Regions from separate parts of the Homo sapiens genome. Here region 2 is linked to region 1. Evidence: chromatin loops called from intact Hi-C (ENCODE). Cell type or tissue: PC-3. All regions are shown on one strand. Each heading gives the region's core, and the rest is flanking DNA. Links, peaks and the distances in the headings are about the cores only.

Region 1 (2,929 bases), core at 148-2,647:
TGCCAGTAACTTCTTTTGTCACTTGTCATGGATAAATGTCTATAAATATGATCTTTTATTTCCTTGGTACATATACAGGTGCCCACCCTTTCAAAATCTTTGAAATGATAGGCCGATTCATTCATTTAAGTTTGGATTTGGAATATCCCCCAATATTATTTCTGCAAAATTTCAAAGCCAATTCTGATATTTGAGGCGTTTTTTCCAACACATACTCTGAAAGTGTATTTCTATAAAGTATTAAAAGTATTATGCAATTTCATAGACCCAAATGAACATTTAAAATGGGATAAATTACAATAAAATAGTGCAGTACTTTCCTGCCACCAGATTGCAGGGATACTATTATACTAATAAATAAAAAGGGATATGATAAACTGTTTTCAATTAGGTACTATTTGGAACTATATTAAGTATTCTAATAAGAGGAGAAAATGGCAATATAAAAATGCTTATGGAGAAATGCAACAGAATAAACATTTAATGAAAAGTTCAGAGGGGAGAAATGGATTCTCATCTATTCTTTTTCTGGAAAACAAAGATTCTCAATACAAGAGGCCAATTCAAATGTAGTTTGGGGAAGAAGAAGCAGCACAGGATAAAGGAAGGAAACTGCTGAGGAGTGGGGGTTCCTGGGCGAGTCATTTAACATCTCTATGCCTCAGTTTACATGCCAATAAAAGATAAAATATCAAACTACATGATTTCCAAGATTGACTCATTCTCAGAAGTTCCAACATAATCTGATGTAAGAAATCTACTCATCATCTAGGTGTATGCTATAGTTCATAATTCATTTCAAGTAATCTTTATCTTTTTAACAAAACATCATCTTAATATATATAGACATTATCCAAGTAAAAGATTGTCTTAAATTATGTTCATTAAAGTGAAATCATAATAAAATTTTACTCTTTACCTAAAGGAACAAAATGTAGCAATCGTTCTTGAAAATACACCATGATCTTAATTTTAAAATACATGTTGTGAGTTTATTATATTCCATTAAACATCTTTGAAATGTTCCCTTGTAATACCTTTGTAACAACTGTATACTACTGAATAGACCCCTGCTTTCATAAAACAAAACACTCCCACATAATTTTCCCCTTGTGATCTTTCTATTTGTGACATAGTTGCTGAATTAAAACATTTAGTGCCCAGGCACAGTGGCTCATGCCTGTAATCCCAGCACCTTGGGAGGCCGAGGCAGGCAGATCACCTAAGGTCAAGAGTTTGAGACCAGCCTGGCCAACATGGTGAAACTCCAATTTTACAAAAAAAAAAAAAAAAAAAATACAAATATACAAAAATTAATTGGGCATGGTGGCAGGTGCCTGTTATCCCAGCTACTCAGGAGGCTGAGGCAGGAGAATAGCTTGAACCAGGGAAGCAGAGGTTGCAGTGAGCCGAGATCACACCACTGTGCTCCAGCCTGGGTGACAAGAGAGAAACTCCATCTCAAAAGTAATAAAAATAAATAAAAATAAAACACTTGGCCATGAGCATGAGTATTTTAGCGGCTTTTCCTATTTACTCAAATAGGTTTGTCAACCACATGTTATTCCAAAGATTTGTCAACCACATATTACAAATGTACTTAAAAATCTTTTTTTTTGTACCACAAGGTGGCATCTTCTTATTTTGGTATAAACCTCTGAATATTTACATAATTTGAATAATTGCATACACCTGAAGTATTTTTTAAAATTTTAAAACAACCATTTAACAGCTGTGCAAATATATGGCAGTTCTGTTAGCTAATGCAAGTAGTACTTTTGGATATTTATGTTCCTGGAATGTTCAGAATATTCAGTCTTTAACAAAATGATGAGCTGTTCACACTAAAAAGTCAATAAACACTGTCCTCCAAATGTTAAGCTCATAGAGATTAGTAATACAAAACATACACTGTAAAATGTATGGATTTAAATGGAAGCTTCCTTAAAAACAGCCACAAATGTGGAACAGACCAAGTCCACATCAGTTTGCTAATTACCCTTAATACTCGGATAAAATAAGTAATGCACATTTGTACAATGCCTACTCTGTGCCTGGCTCTGTGCTAGGCACTTTAACCTATCTTCTTACATTTCATGAGAAAATCTCTCTGAATATACCAATTCTAAAGCCAAATGCAATAGTCTAGTTCCTCTGAAACTGAATAGCTATATCAATATCCTGAGGAGCTTGATAAAACGTAAAATGCTAAGCCATATCTCCTAAAAATTTCAAGTGTAAAACAGTGCAATGCATAATGAAAACCCACAAATATTAATAAGGAATTCTGCCACACTAAAAATAAACTTCAAGATAACTCTGAAAAAAAAAATCTCAAAAAAAAAAAAAAGACAGCAATCTAAAACGAATTGGTAAATATATAAAACATATTGACAAAATACTAAGCCTGTTTACTTCTGGCAGTTATGAAAATCATAATTCTTAATATGGCTCACTTGAAATTTCAGGTCATTGCTTCTTGTCCCATATTTAGTGATGAAAAATTGATGATGAGCGTGATGAGGATTCTTAAGATGAGTGGAAAAAAATAAGACTATATAGGGTAAGATTTATCTTAGTCACTGCACTTTCTTATACCCAATAACTTATCATTTTGTAAAAAATAAATGGAAGACATTTCCTATGGGGGTACATAAATATAGTAAAAATTACAATAGGGTCACAAACAGCACTGTGCTTAGGGATGTGTGTCATAACCTTTCCAAGTCAACATAGTCACTGGTAACAAGATTTGCTCAGTGGCAGAATATGTCCATGAATTAGAGGCAGTATCTTGTCCATGGATATATTCTTCCCTTGTACATAAATACATACTGCTGCAGTTAAAATACTGTAGTCTAGTACTTTTTGATCTAGCATGATTACTGATTAAAGATGCAAGTATTGTCAACAAAGAAAAATTCTCAAG
Region 2 (2,929 bases), core at 308-2,807, 67 kb after region 1:
TACTCTATCATGTCTGATTTAATATTTTTACTCAATATTGTATTTAAGCAACAAGTCCACAGTCGTGGAGGAATGATAGAAGAGGAATGATAATGAACTCTAAAACTTATTGAAGGAGCCATTAATCAGTAATCAAGAATGCTGGCATGTTTATGGCTAAAGATCTAAAGCTAAGGGGACAGCAAAGTATATTTGAAGTCATACATATGTAAGTGTAAATTGAACACATAAGTGAAAATAAACTTCCTAAAAGAAGGAGTAAGAAGTGAGAGAGATGAAGACAGGATTCAGGGAAGTATCTACATATGCCATACACATAGATGGAGACCATTTAATGAAGATATAATCGTCTTCCAAAATATAAAAAAAGATAAGAAGAATATTTCAAAGAACAGAAGACGGCTTTTTGTTGACCCAGTTCTACTCTCAGCCTCTCCAGTCTACTTTCAGATCATACCACCCAAAGCAAGAGAGTCACTGACAGCCAAGGACCATAATGTTGACCTTAGAACAGAGTAAAAATAATTGATTGCCATGAAGAATCAAACTCCTGGTCGTCGAAGCAAAAATAACTAACCAACTATAGACACCCTTTCTAGACTCATCCCAAATTTCTAGTTTAACTACTCATTTCCTTCAGTTCCTTTTGATATGCAAAGCAACCAGTTAAAGATTTTAATTGACATTTTCAAGAAGAAGTCATTGAATATCACTTGAAGTCTTCAAATTGAACTGATAGAAAATTAATCCTGTGGAAACTAGAAAAGCTGTTTTACATGTGGCATGGAAAAAAGACAGTCTCAGGTTTTACTTAGGCTGAGAAAAGAAAAAGAAACTTTTTTATATCATACATTTCTCCTTTTTAAGGCAAGATAATGGGTTAAAGACCATTTTCACAATTGCTTTTAATGCTATTACTGCCTGAGAAATAATACACCAAGACACTCTTGGCTGATCTGTTAGCCACACTTTCTTAACATGCTATTCTACCAATGTAAAAATGTTTTGGGTTCTTCAATTCATAAAGGAATAAACCTGAAACTTGTTGAAGGCAAAACTATATATATACATATATATACATACATATATATATACACATACACATATATATAATACTTATGCTGCTTTATAAACAATCCTTTTTTCTACTTTAGAGAAGTACTATATGGAGATAGTAATCAGCTGTAATTATTGCTTTTGAAAACTCATGCTTTAAAACCCATAAAATACTTTAAAAATAAACGCAGGAAGCTTCGTAAAATACATTTGCTCAATTCAACAAAGAAAAAAAAATCAAACCAGTTAGGACACTCAAGTGTTATTTGCAGCAATCATGATAAGTCAATTTTGGCTTAAACCATGATTGTTATAAACACTCACAAAACATATTATTTACCAGATGGCAATCTTACTCAAGCAAACACATAAAACTTCTGATTCATTATTATCAAATAAAGATGAACTTGCCACTGGGTTAACCTCCAGAAGTTAAACAAACACATCTCGACAAAATGAGTGCTGTGGTTTCTATCACTGGATAAGTACATAGAGTAAAGGAACTATCTTAATATTTAGCAGCATTACCTTATATTCCAAAGAACCAAAGCTTGCAACAGAATGCACAGGCAAAATGGCAAGTTCTTGTTAGCACTTGTACTTTCACTTTCTTCGTAAAAAGCTATTGCATTTCAATGTACAAAGAAGGAACAGTATGAACTATGGCCTAAGCTAAAATATCTGTATAAAACAATTATTAGTTGACATTATAAAATGTACAAAGCAATCCTAAGACTTTCTTGTTACTTCCTCTCTTCAACAAATACAATATCAGAGTCTATCATCTATGGAATGTACAATATAAGAGTTATACTTTATAAGTCAATTTCATAAACTAATATGACAGCATACTAAAAGTCTATTTGTGATTACTACATTATCATATCAGTGTATGTATACGTGTACTTGTGTGTGTGTATCTGTTTGAAAAGTGACTATTTGTAACTGAAAGTGCTTTTTTAAAAGATCATAGTTTTGAAATTAGGTGTTTTTTTGTTTGTTTGTTTGTTTGTTTTGGTTTTTTTTTTTTTTTTTTTTGAGTTACAACAATTGAAATGGAATGAGGAGTGAGAGCCTCTTTTGCTTGTTTGTTTGCTTCCTGGCCAAAAGCAATACTCTCAAACAAGCTGTGACCAGAAGCTCCATTATAAAATGTGGCAGACACTCCTTGAACTTGTATAAGCATGATGTGAGCTCAGGGGTATCACAGCACTAGGAGCCATGGGAATAATCAGAAATTGAAACCATAGAGAGAAACATCAGGACTCTATGAGAAGGAAAAATGACATATCTTGTCTCCATGCCTTGTCAGGTCCTCTGTGGCCAGAACTCAAGTACTACGGAATGAAATAGTATAGAGTGTTTATGTCTAACTGGACAATGAAAAGTTCCTATTGTTTCTCTCTAGGCTACCTCACTGGATCCAATGCCTTGATGAAAATTTCTTGGTTTATTTCTTTACCCCTGAATCAGTTGGTGTGGCCAAAGTTTGTAAATTGTCAGCTTTCTGAATGTAAACGCAGTTCTTCCAGAGGAAATCAACAGAAGCGAATAAAAGAAATTCTGGTCTTTGAAAACTTAAATAGATACATTAAATTAGAAAAGTATTCTGAAGGCTTACCTCTTCCTCAAATTGTTCTCTAAAGCTAATAGTTAAGGGCAGGGACTTCTCTCTCGCTGGATAGCACCAAAGCGAAAGGCAATTTCTCTCCACAGAGGAGTGGGAAGGCACTTCAGATCTGCAGAGCATTTCGCCACTGAAGGACAGATTGCCTTTAGATTGCAACTTCCTTGAGGGTCGAGTCTCCTTCTCTATTACCTTCTGAATTGCACCTAAAACACCGAGTACTTTCAAAGAATATTGGTTTGTGAA

The links. A loop is a pair of places that touch in the nucleus more often than their neighbours do. Peaks named below come from ENCODE experiments on the same cell type or tissue, not always from the same donor. Only the 100,000 strongest peaks of a DNase experiment are listed, where the experiment ranks them.
Region 2: it touches region 1 in a loop (9-fold over the local background); 2 of 110 quality-filtered maps call a loop at or near these places.

The regions. Positions count from the first base shown.
Region 1 is chr2:58,679,833-58,682,761 of GRCh38, reverse strand. All of the region lies in intron 2 of LINC01122 (long intergenic non-protein coding RNA 1122), which reads right to left. Among named protein-coding and RNA genes, the nearest start is that of LINC01122, 160 kb to the right of the region's middle. In PC-3, for the core only: a CTCF peak has its summit at 1,644 (motif pointing right); no DNase peak of the experiment used is centred there.
Region 2 is chr2:58,613,021-58,615,949 of GRCh38, reverse strand. All of the region lies in intron 1 of LINC01122 (long intergenic non-protein coding RNA 1122), which reads right to left. Among named protein-coding and RNA genes, the nearest start is that of LINC01122, 94 kb to the right of the region's middle. In PC-3, for the core only: no CTCF peak of the experiment used is centred there; a DNase peak (open chromatin) is centred at 1,479; H3K4me3 peaks cover 764 bases; H3K27ac peaks cover 660 bases.